3 separate regions of the Homo sapiens genome follow, and all the other regions are linked to region 3. A link is an interaction called in ENCODE POLR2A ChIA-PET data of the cell type or tissue named here. Cell type or tissue: A673. All regions are shown on one strand. Region 1 overlaps RIF1 (replication timing regulatory factor 1). Region 2 overlaps RIF1 (replication timing regulatory factor 1). Region 3 has its middle 28 kb from the start of TNFAIP6.

Region 1 (4,000 bases), 120 kb before region 3:
CCTCAATATTTAAGAAAAATAATTCACTTTTAAGATCCCCATAAAAGCCATCATATCAACCAATAAACTGAGATTGGAAATACTAGGATCACAGATTCTCTATCAAATTCCTCTTGAAAATTATGAAGTAAAAGTTTTCACTAAACCCAGTGGAAACAAAACATAAAAAGAAGTTGCTGGCCAGGACTGGTGGCTCACGCCTGCAATCCCAGCACTTTGGGAGGCTGAGGTGGGTGGATCACCTGAGGTCTGGAGTTCGAGACCAGCCTGGCCAACATGGTGAAACCCCGTCTCTACTAAAAACACAAAAATTAGCCAGGCGTGGTGGTGAATGCTTGTAATCCCAGCTACTCGGGAGGCTGGGGCAGGAGAACTGCTTGAACCCGGGAGGCGGAGGCTGCAGTGAGCCGAGTTCACACCATTGCACGCCAGCCTGCGACAGAGCGAGGCTCCGTCAAAAAAAAAAAGAAAGAATTATTGCTCAGGATGGTGTTTTTAAAGACACATTTGACACAAATTTTCAAGAAGGTGTAATAAATTTCAAGCTAGTAGAATTTAAGAAAAAGGCAGTAACAAGGAACACATTACAATGAAAACATCAGTAGTCATTAATCTCTAATGTATAACAATATGGCATCAAAGTATTTAATAAACATGTTAATATACAGCAAATTCATAATCAGGGAGATACCTGATCCCAAGTGTCTTATAAATAAACAATTATAAAACTACATTATCACAGTTATAACACAGGATGAATTCCAAAATTAGAAGTCCTAGATGATCCTCTCTGATCACAATACAGTAAAATAAAAAATTAATGATAAAATAGCAACACATATCCATAAAAAATTCTCAAATTACAAAGCACCCTTCCAAGTTCCCTGGTGCTATTAAAAAAAAAAGGGGGGGACATCAAAGGCTGGGTGTGGTGGCTCACACCTGTAATCCCAGCACTTTGGGAGGCCAAGGCAGGCAGAATCACCTGAGGTCAGGAGTTCAAGACCAGCCTGGCCAACATGGAGAAACCCCGTCTCTACTAAAAATACAAAATTAGCCAGGCGTGGTGGCACACGCCTTTAATCCCAGCTACTAGGGAGGCTAAGGCAGGAGAATCACTTGAACCCGGAGGCAGAGGTTGCAGTGAGCCGAGATCGCACCACTGCACTCCAGCCTGGACAACAAGAGTGAAACTCGGTCTCAAAAAAAAAAAAAAAGGCATCAAAGTAGTCTATATGATCACTGATGGCAGTAATCAAAGTCTTACATGCATATGTTTGAAAAAAGCTTTAAAACAAAACCATTCAATGTATTAAAGACAAAGAAAAGTAAAAAGCTGTGTAGTAATGATCAATAAAATAAAACTACATGTTGTTTTCCTTGGTAGACTTAGATAAGCCTTTAATTACCAAGTCCAACCAAGAAAAGAGAAGACTTCAGAACAAAAAGGTTGGTGGGCTTGGCATCACGTAGTCCAACCCACTCGGGAGGTTGAAGCAGGATGACTGCTTGAACCCAGGAGGTGGAGGCTGTAGTGTGCATGGTGCCTGTGAATAGCCACTATACTCCAGCTTGGGCAACACAGCAAGACCTCATCAAGAAAGAAAGAAAAGAAAGAAAAAGAGAGAAAGAAAAAAAGAATACAACTGTAGATATGGCATTCCTTTTACACTATATAAATTGGTGAAGAACAGTTTTCTGAATCATTCTAAGAGGTCACTATTGCCATAATACAAAAATTGAACAATGAGAACTCCAATATCACTAATGAAGATATACATGCAGAAAAAAACATTAATCCTATGATAATTTAAAAGAATAGCACTGTAACCAAGAAGTGTATCCCAAAAACACATGATTCAATACAAGGAAGTATGTAAGCAACAACTTTTATGTCCTTCAGCAACAAGCAAGTATGAGGGAAGAACAGACCCATTTATAATGTTAAAAAACAGCTTAAAAACAATAATCAAGTTAGGTTAACTTTAGAAGACCTAAATAAACACAAATCCCTGGAAGGAACAATTTGATTAGAAAGACGTAAATTCTTTTCCGAATTAATCTGTGAATTCACCCTTATCAAAGCCAAGCAAAATCTCAACAGGGTATTTTGTGAAATTTGACAGACTCCAAGTTTCTTCTGGAAAAGAACAAAGGGAGAAAGCCTAACTAAGACCATTTTTTAAAGGTGATAACTGAGGGTCAACCTTCTTCCGATCAGTTATAAAAACCTGCACATTGTTTATTCAGTAGACAGATCCCAGAGATAATCACCATCATGACAGACAATGTCCCTAACCTCATGGAGTGTGGGTGAAATAACATAATAAAGTACAGAAATAAACAATTTCGAGACAGTACTAAAAAGGAAATAAGATGCTATACAACAAAAATAAACAAGCGCGATTAGGTAAGTCCTTTGGAAAAGGAAGCAGAAACCTCATGGGTAGTGTAAGGAGCTCAGATTTTTATTCCAAATCTAACAAAACACTATAATACTTCAAGAGTGACAAGATCTGATTTACATTTTTAAAGTCACTCCGACAAATACAATTAGAATTGTGCTAATAACAAGTAGAGGATATGTATATAAATCCATTTAAAACACTAAAACAATGAACATCTAACTATGGGTAGTGATTATTACTGAGGAGAAGACGTGTGAGGGGGAATTTGCTTTGTTGTTTGTAATCTTTTACAATAAGAACTGTCATTTTTGGCTGGGCGCGGCGGCTCACACCTGTAATCCCAACACTTTGGAAGGCTGAGGTGGGCTAATCACCTGAGGTCAGGAGTTCAAGACCAGCCTGGCCAACACGGTGAAACCCCCTCTCTACTAAAAATACAAAAATTAGCCAGGCATGGTGGTGCACACCTGTAGTCCCAGCTACTAGGGAGGAGAATCACTTGAACCTGGGAGGCAGAGGTCATAGTGAGCCCATATTGCACCAATGCACTCCAGCCTGGGTTGTCGTCCAACAATCACTGTGAGACTCTGTCTCAGGGGCAAGAAAAAAAAAAAGAACTGTTATTTTTACTTTCTTTTATTCCTCATTAAAATATGTGTTAGATATAAGCTATAGAGAAAACAGGCACAACAAATATCATTTCAATAATCTGCATGGAAAAACAACGGTTTCTGTGTGAAGGCCATTACCAGGATCATACACAGTAATAAATAATAGAAAAAAACAAAATGTCCTTAAAATAACAGAATTCCAGGCCAGGTGCAATGGCTCACGCCTGTAATCCTAGCACTTTGGGAGGCCAAGGTGGATCACCTCAGGTCAAGAATTCGAGACCAGCCTGGCCAACATGGTGAAACCCCATCTCTACTAAAAATACAAAATTAGCTGGGCATGATGGTGTGCAACTGTAGTCCCAGCAACTCGGGAAGCTGAGGCAGAAGAATCGCTTGAACCCAGAAGGCGGAGGCTGCAGTGAGCTGAGATCGTGCCACTGCACTCAAGCCTGCGCAGCAGAGTGAGACTCTGTCTCAAAAAATAATAAATAAATAAATAATAGAATTCCAAGTAATGGTACAACCATACTACAGAATACTAGACAGCAGTTGAAACAAATAATAGAGCTATATGGATTGACTTGAAACTGAGCCAAGACAGTGTTTTACGAAAAGTTACATAATTACTTTGGAATAAATGCAATAAGGATTTCATTGGCAAGAATACCATATATTCAAATGCATATGCAAGGATCAATATACAAATGACATGCGTAAACAGAAAGAGGTCTATTCTGGAATGACGCATATCAATCTGTTCCCAACAGCTGTCCTTTCCATGAGGAGGGAAAGAAAGAGGCCGGGCGCGGTGGCTCACGCCTGTGGTCCCAGCACTTTGGGAGGCCGAGGCGGGCGGATCACGAGGTCAGGAGATCGAGACCATCCTGGCTAACACGGTGAAACCCCGTCTCTACTAAAAATACAAAAAATTAGCCGGGCGTGGTGGCGGGCGCCTGTGGTCCCAGCTACTCGGGAGGC
Region 2 (4,000 bases), 95 kb before region 3:
TAGGTCATGAGTTTGAGACCAGCCTGGCCAACATGGTAAAACCCCATCTCTACTAAAAATACAAAAATCAGCTAGGCATGGTGGCAGGCACCTATAATCCCAGCTACTCGGGAGGCCGAGGCAGGAGAATCACTTGAACCCGGGAGGCTGAGGTTGCAGTGAGCCAATATAGCCAGGACAACAGAGCGAGACTCTGTCTTAAAAAAAAAACAAAAAAAAAACCCTAAATAAATGGAAAGACATCTGTGTTCATGGGTAGAAAGACTTAACATCAATGAAATGCTAACTACTCAAGGCATTATATGCAGATTCATCACAATCCCTACCATGATTCCAACTGTCTTTTTCACAGATAAAGAAGTCGATCGTCAAATTCACACGGAATTGCAGTCTCAAAAAGCCAAAACAGCCAGGCGTGGTGGCTCACACGTGTAATGCCAGCACTTTGGGAGGCCAAGGCGGGAGGATTACAAGGTCAGGAGTTCGAGACCAGCCTGGCCAATATGGTGAAACACTGTCTCTACTAAAAATACAAAAATTTAGCTGGGCGTGGTGGCGTGCGCCTGCAGTCTCAGCTACTCGGGAGGCTGAGGCAGGAGAATCGCTTGGACCCAGGAGGCAGAGGTTGCAGTGAGCTGAGATCACGCCACTGCACTCCAGCCTGGGCGACACGGACAGTCTCCAGCTCAAAAAAAAAAAAAAAAAAAAAAAATTAAAAGCCAAAACAATCCTGAAAAATAATAAAACCAGACAAACTGACTGCCAAACTTAGCATAAAGCTATAGTAATTAATACATATGATAATGGCATAAGGACAGCCATACAGACCACAAGAATAGAATACTGAGCTTGGATATAAATCTTTACACCTATGTTCAATTGATTTTCAAAAGGGTACCACAGGCCAGGCGCGGTGGCTCACGCCTGCAATCCCAGCACTTTGGGAGGTCGAGGCGGGTGGATCTCTAGAGCTCAGAAGTTCGAGACCAGCCTGGCCAACGTGGTAAAACCCCTTCTCTAATAAAAATACAGAAAAGAAAAAAAAAATGTGCCGAGCATGGTAGTGCGCGCCTGTAATCCCAGCTACTTGGGAGACTGAGGCAGGAGAATTGCTTGAACCCAGGAGACAGAGGTTGCAGTGAGCCGAGATCATGCCACTGCACTCCAGCCTAGGCAACAGAGTAAGACTCTGTCTCACAAAAAAAAAAAAAAAAAAAAAAGGGTACCACAAGGATTTAATAAAAACAACCTCTTCAGTAAAAGATATTGAGGAATCTGAACATCTGCATGCAAAAGGATGAACGTGGACTCTCACCTTACACCATATCCAAATATTCACTCAAAATGGTTCAAAGATCTACATTCAAGATCTAAAACTGGAAAATTCTTAGACGAAAGCATTGGGAAACAAAAATGACACTGGATTTGGCAACAACTTCATGAATATGATGTCAAGTACTAGCAATAACAAAAAATATATATATTATACTTCACCAAAATTAAAAACTCTGCAATGGATATTACCAAGAAAGCAAAAGAGAACCTACAGAACGGAATTAAATATTTGCAAATCACAAAACTAAGGGATGCATATCCAAAACATATAAAGAACTACAACTCAACAACAAAAATTCAAACCTACTCAAAAATGGGCCAAGGACTTAGACATTTCTCCACAGACAATGAAACAAACAGCCAAGAACCAAGTGAAAAGATGTTCAACATCACTAGTAATCAGAGAAATGCAAATCTATACCAAATCAATCCCACTTCACATTCACTAGGATGGCTATCAAAAAAAGGAAAATAAAAAGTGTTGGTGAGGATATTATGGAAGCGGAACCCCAGTGCATTACTGGTGGGAATGTAAAATGGGGCAGCTGCTACAGAAGAGTTTGGTGCTGGCTGGTTCAAGTGGCTCATGCCTGTAATCCAACAATTTTGGAGGCTGAGGCAGGCGGATCACTTGAGTTAGAGACCAGCCTGAGCAGCACGGCAAAACCCAGTCTCTACAAAAAATATGGAAAAAAAAAAAAAAAAAAAAAAAAAAAAAAATCAGCCGGGCTGGGTGGTAGTCCCAGGTAATTGGGAGGCTGAGATGGAAGGATGGTTTGAGACTGGGAGACAGAGGTTGCAGTGAGCGAGGTTGTGCCACTGCACTCCAGCCTGGGTGATAGATAGAGCCAGACCTTGTCTCAAAAAAAGAGTTTGGAGCTTTCTCAAAAAGTTAAGCATAGAACTACTACATAACCCAGCAATTCCACTCTTAAGCATATACCCAAAAAACTGAAAGCAGGAACTCCAACAGATTTGTACACTGGTGTTTACAGCAACATTATTCACAATAGCCAAAAGGTAGAAACAACCTAAATGTCTCTCAACAGATAAACAAAATGTGTTATATACATACAATTACTCAGCCATAAGAATCCAACTTTAATATATGTTATGACATGGATAAATCTTAAAAACTTTATGCTTCCAGGCACGGTGGCTCACGCCTATAATCCCACCACTTTGGGAGGCCGAGGTGGGCAGATAACAAGGTCAGGAGATCGAGACCATCCTGGTCAACATGGTGAAATCCTATCTCTACTAAAAACACAAAAATTAGCCGGACATACTGGCACATGCCTGTAGTCCCAGCTACTCAGGAGGCTGAGGCAGGAGAATTGCATGAACCCGGGAGGCAGAGGTTGCAGTGAACCAAGATCACGCCATTGTACTCCAGCCTGGGTGACAAGAGCGAAACTCCGTCTCAGAGAAAAATAAAAAAACTTTATGCTTAGTGAAATAAGCCAGACACGGAAGGGCATATATGTTATAATTTCACTTTTATGAGGTACCTAGAATAAGCAAATTCAGAGACAGGAAGTAGAACAGACATTACCAAAGGGTGATGTCTGGGTGCAGGAGGAGGGCAGAGGAAGTTTACTCTTTAATGGGTACAGTTTTTGTTAGGGATGATGCACAGGTTTTGGGTATAGATAGTGGTGATGCTTACAACATTATGAATAGATTTAATGCCACTGACTTGTTCATTTACAAATGGTTAGAACATGTATATTTACCACAATAAAAGCAGCACACCCCCTACCACCCAAAACCTGGCTTAATCATTGAACATACAGTTGATTCTCTCTCATTATTCATAGTAGTTATGGTTTTCTATTATATAAAGTAGCCTTGAACACTAAATTGGCAAATACTGAGTGATCACTCCCATGGGAAATACAGGGTTAGGTTCTCTGGACACAACACTTTTGTCAGCTGTTCAATATATAACCTGCTTAACGTCTATTAGAAGATATTTTATACAAATGAATCACTAACATCAAACTCACAGCCAGTAGCTCTATAAATCATGCCTGAACAAAGTTTATTTTCACCATTGGGTATATCACAGCCTTCCTTTGCTTAGGAACACAAACTAGAAAGCACCTGGACCCAAGCTTTAGGTTCCAAATTTAAACAGTGAAACCACCAGGAAAAGCACAGAAAAGTGAAAAATGTGGCATTACATGGATTATAAAAAGGACACCTGTTTAAGGTATGAGAACTAAAACAAAAAGGCAGAGCGTAACCTTGCTTGACCTCAGCTGGAAACATGCACGTTGTGTGACTCCAATTCTTTGCCACTTTGGGTGTCTACAAATGAAAGCAAAAGCAATGCAAGTACTGGTTTCAGATTTACAAATAAATTTTAGTGAGTAGGCATGAAATAATGAGCATCAGCTGTACAAAGGAAATAATGAGCATCAACTGTACAAAGAAAAGGTAAGAAAATAAAGAGTCCAGCATGTAAAAACTGTTGACTGTTCATTAACTGGGCACTTACCCTTCCAAGTAGTTTGACAAACAAAGGCCATAATTTTAACACGTAAGTCTCATTTTTACTCATAAATAGCTTCTGAAGTTCTGAGATTAATTTCTGCAAACAAAAGCAATTAATTTACCAAACAGACTCTTAGAAAAAAAAATCCAATACCAAAGTCTAGGA
Region 3 (4,000 bases):
AGAGTGCTTAGATGGTACCAAAAACACTATTCATAAAGGGAAAAATTAATAAATTGGACCTCATCGAAAGTTTTAAAACCTTTGCTCTCTGAAAGATCCTGTTAACAGGATGAAAAGACAAGCTACAGACTAGGAGAAAGCTTTGAAATCCATATAGTTAACAAAGGACTAGTATCTGGAATACATAAAGAATACTCAAAATGCAACAGCAAAATAACAAACAATCCAATCAGAAAATGGGCAAAACCCATAGACTGTATACACTAAAGAGGTGTACAGACAGCAAATGAAAAGATATTCAACATCATTAGCCATTAGAGAAATGCAAAATTAAAATCATGATGAGATATCACTATCAGAAGGGCTAAAATTAAAAACAATGACAATAACAAATGCAGATGAGAATGCGGATAAACTGAATCACTCATATACTGCTGGAGGGAGTATCAAATGGTTAGTCAATTCTAAAAAAACAGTTTGGCAGTTTCCTAAACTAAAGAGGCAAAAGACAGTTCTTAGAATGGGAGAAAAAACTTACAAACCATGTATCTGATAAGGGTCTAGTATCCAGAATATAAAGGACTCATAATAAAAATTGAAAAATTGGCACAGGATCTGAATAGACATTTCTACAAAGAAGATATTCAGATGGTCAATGAGTGTGTGAAAAGATACTCAACACCATTGGTCATCAGGGAAATGCAAATCAAAAGTAGTTCATGCCCACTAGGATTGATAGAATAAAAAATCAGATAATAACAAGTGCTGGTGAGAATATGGAGAAGTTGGAAACTTCATCCACTGGTGATGAGAATGTCAAATGGTGAAGTCACTCTGAAAAACAGTCTGGCAAGGATCCTTGTGGTGAAGTGTTACCATTGAGGAAACTGGGTAAAGGGCACATAGGAACTCAGAACAATTTCTTTCAATTGCATGTGAATCTATAATTATTTCAAAATTTAAAAGTTTAATTAAAGAACAAAAAACAACAGGCACAAAGAGGCTTAGGAATTTCGTTTAATACCTAACAGAAAAATCAATAATTAAAAAATTATGGTAGATATCTTCAAGTCAACTCTATATCAAAAAATGTTCCTTCTTAGAAAGGAAACACCTTTTTAAACAGCCTTGGCTTTTTAAAATTTAATTTTTATACTTATCAGAGTTTAAAAAGTCAGATAGTTCTAGAAGACTGAAAATATGGTAACTTGCTAGACTTCTCAACTGCTGCCTCATAATTTCCACTTTCAAAGTCAAACATTTTACATTATTTCAGAAGTTTCTTCAGGTATTTGGCTCTGTTTTTCTATAATAATATGCTTATAGTGCTATTTCTTATTTTTTCATTTTAGACACCATTCATTTTCAACTATTTTGTGTATCATAAAAGATGAGGATTTAGCTCTCTTATCTCCTGCCTACCATCTCTATACTTTCCTACTCCCATCCTCCCAATATGGTTCTATCAGAAATGTAAAGAATATTAAGTGCTTATATTATCATGACTATGCAAATATTATTCTTAGCCGAGTGTACTATGATTAAATATTAATTCTTGCACAAGTCTTTGTTTTTCTCTGGAAGTGATAATTGCCTTTTCCCTCCTATTTACTTAGTTTTCTATGCACTTGTTCCTAATTCAGCTCCAAACTGTTTACAGAATTATAAAACTGCATTCAATATTTGAACTTGATTGGTTTGCATGAGAATACAATTCTATATTGTTAATCATTTTTCCTTAAAACTGTAAAAGCTTATTCCAACATCCAATTTCATTGAAAAGACTGTTGTCTTTATGGTCTGTAATATTTTGTATGTGACCTATTTTTTTGTCTCTTTCTCTGGAAGCTTTTTGGATCCCTTCCTTCCTTCCTTCCTTCCTTCCTTCCTTCCTTTTCTTTCTTCTTTTTTTTTGAGCCTCCAGTTTAATAGTTTCCAGTTTAATAGTTAATATTCAGCCTCCAGTTTAATAGTTTCTTGTTCCTTTGTTCTTAAATGCTATATATATTCTCTTATCCTTGTTAGAATATTAATTATAAGTTTTAAAAACATATTCATCCGTTCCTTGCGTTATTGTGCACCCACATATTTGTTTATCTCCCTCTTCCAAGCAAGAAGCTTTTATCAAATGTTGGATGATCCTTGACAACTGGAAGCTCTGTATGTATGAGGTCTGACAAGTAGGGAGTTTATAGCAGAGTGATTGTTCAGGTATCTGTTTTTTTTTTTTTTCTGGGCAGTAGCTGTTGGCCTTCTTTTCTGGGGCTGGTCACTCTCTCCAGAAAGGAATCCTCCACTTTCATCTCAGGATGGTGGTGATGGAATGATCTGGGTGCTGAGGTTGGTAAGTCTCATTGTTCAGAATGCAGATTTGTACTTGATCTCTGTGTTGCCAGTAAGTTACCTCAATCATGCCTGCATACCTGCTATCCTTGAGTCTAGAGATTTTTCTGGTTTAACCTCCCCTGAAAATAATGTCAAGCCTTCTGCAGAAGAAGGAGGGTCAGTTGCCTGGCTGTGCAGGTTATGAGGAGATGTACTGGTTGAACTGCTTTTATGCAAGACATCAGCCAGTCCTCCCGATTTTAGCCTCATCTGCTTCCCATATTCAGAGACAACTTGTGGCTCTAATTTCTGGGCCTTTGAAGGACTTGGTAGCCCAATCTATGTGCTTCTTGGCATCCCTCATCCTCACCCCTACTGCAATCATTTAGTTTCAGCTTCCGCTAGTCTGCTAAATCAGTTATCATAAGTCTGTTTTGTTGACATCTCTTGGTGGCTATTATTTCTTCTCCCATTCTCTCTGTGCCTATTACTTTTTGAAGTTTTCTTTTTCTCTTTTTTTTTTTTTTTTTTAGGACGAGTCCCGCTCTGTTGCCATACTGGAGTGCAGTGGTGTGATCTCGGCTCACTGCAACCTCCGCCTCCTAGGTTCAAGCGATTCTCCTGCCTCAGCCTCCCAAATAGCTGGGATTACAGGCACCTGCCACCATGCCCGGCTAATTTTTGTTTTTAGTAGAGATGGGTTTTCACATGTTGGCCAGGCTGGTCTCGAGCTCCTGACCTCAGATGATCCACCTGCCTCAGCCTCCCAAAATACTGGGATTCCAGGCATGAGCCACCGCGCCTGGCCTAATTTTTGAACTTTTCTTTCTTTCTTTTTTTTTTTTTTATACAAGGTCTTGCTCTGTTACTCAGGCTGGAGTGCAATGATGTGATCATAGTTTGCATAGTTCACTGCAGCCTTGAACTCCTGGGCTCAAGTGATCCTTCTACCTCTGCCTCCTGAGTAGCTGGAACCATGCCTTGCTAATTAATTAATTAATTAATTTTTTTTTTTTTTTGGTAGAGACAGAGTCTCACAGTGATGCCCAGGTTGGTCTCCAACTCCTGGCCTCAAGTTATCCTCCTGCCTCAGCCTCCCAAAATATTGGGATAACAGGCATGAACCACTGCACCCGGCCTCCATTTTACATTTCTTTACCAACAATTTGGTGAGATTTTGGGTGGCAGTGAGGGTGAACAGGTGTTTTACTTTGCCGTATTTGAATGGCAGTCTAAATTTTTTTTCTTTTTTTAGACAGGGTTTCACTCTGTTGCCTAGACTGGAGTGCAGTGGTGTGATCTATGCTCACTGTAACTTCTGCCTCACGGGATCAAGTGATCCCCCCTCCTAAGCTTCCCTAGTAGCTAGGACTGCAGGCACACGCCACCATGCCTGGCTAATTTTTGTATTATGTTGTAGAGATTGAGTTTTGCCATGTTGCCTAGGCTGGTCTCCAATTCCTGGGCTCAAGTGATCCGCCTACCTCTGCCTCTCAAAGTGCTGAGATTACAGGCTTGAGCCATTGCACCTGATCTGCAAACTTCTTGCATTCTAATATAAACGGTGGTTGCTTCCAAAGGGTAAGTCTTATGGAGTATCCGCGTACTCAGGGAGTAAGAAAATAATGCCAGCACTGTCCACTGTATGTTCTATTCTTCTTTAGTAGGAATTTTC

The links. Peaks named below come from ENCODE experiments on the same cell type or tissue, not always from the same donor. Only the 100,000 strongest peaks of a DNase experiment are listed, where the experiment ranks them.
Region 1: POLR2A ChIA-PET joins it to region 3 with 5 read pairs; 2 of 35 experiments call an interaction of 5 or more read pairs at or near these places.
Region 2: POLR2A ChIA-PET joins it to region 3 with 6 read pairs; 6 of 35 experiments call an interaction of 5 or more read pairs at or near these places.

The regions. Positions count from the first base shown.
Region 1 is chr2:151,447,062-151,451,061 of GRCh38, reverse strand. All of the region lies in intron 20 of RIF1 (replication timing regulatory factor 1), which reads right to left. Among named protein-coding and RNA genes, the nearest start is that of RIF1, 39 kb to the right of the region's middle. In A673, no CTCF peak of the experiment used is centred here; no DNase peak of the experiment used is centred here; H3K27ac peaks cover 471 bases.
Region 2 is chr2:151,422,881-151,426,880 of GRCh38, reverse strand. It overlaps RIF1 (replication timing regulatory factor 1), which reads right to left. Exons shown (of 36, transcript NM_018151.5): 8 at 3,839-3,931. Among named protein-coding and RNA genes, the nearest start is that of RIF1, 15 kb to the right of the region's middle. In A673, no CTCF peak of the experiment used is centred here; no DNase peak of the experiment used is centred here.
Region 3 is chr2:151,327,693-151,331,692 of GRCh38, reverse strand. No RefSeq gene overlaps it. Among named protein-coding and RNA genes, the nearest start is that of TNFAIP6, 28 kb to the left of the region's middle. In A673, no CTCF peak of the experiment used is centred here; DNase peaks (open chromatin) are centred at 1,852, 2,182 and 2,652; H3K4me3 peaks cover 1,825 bases; H3K27ac peaks cover 4,000 bases.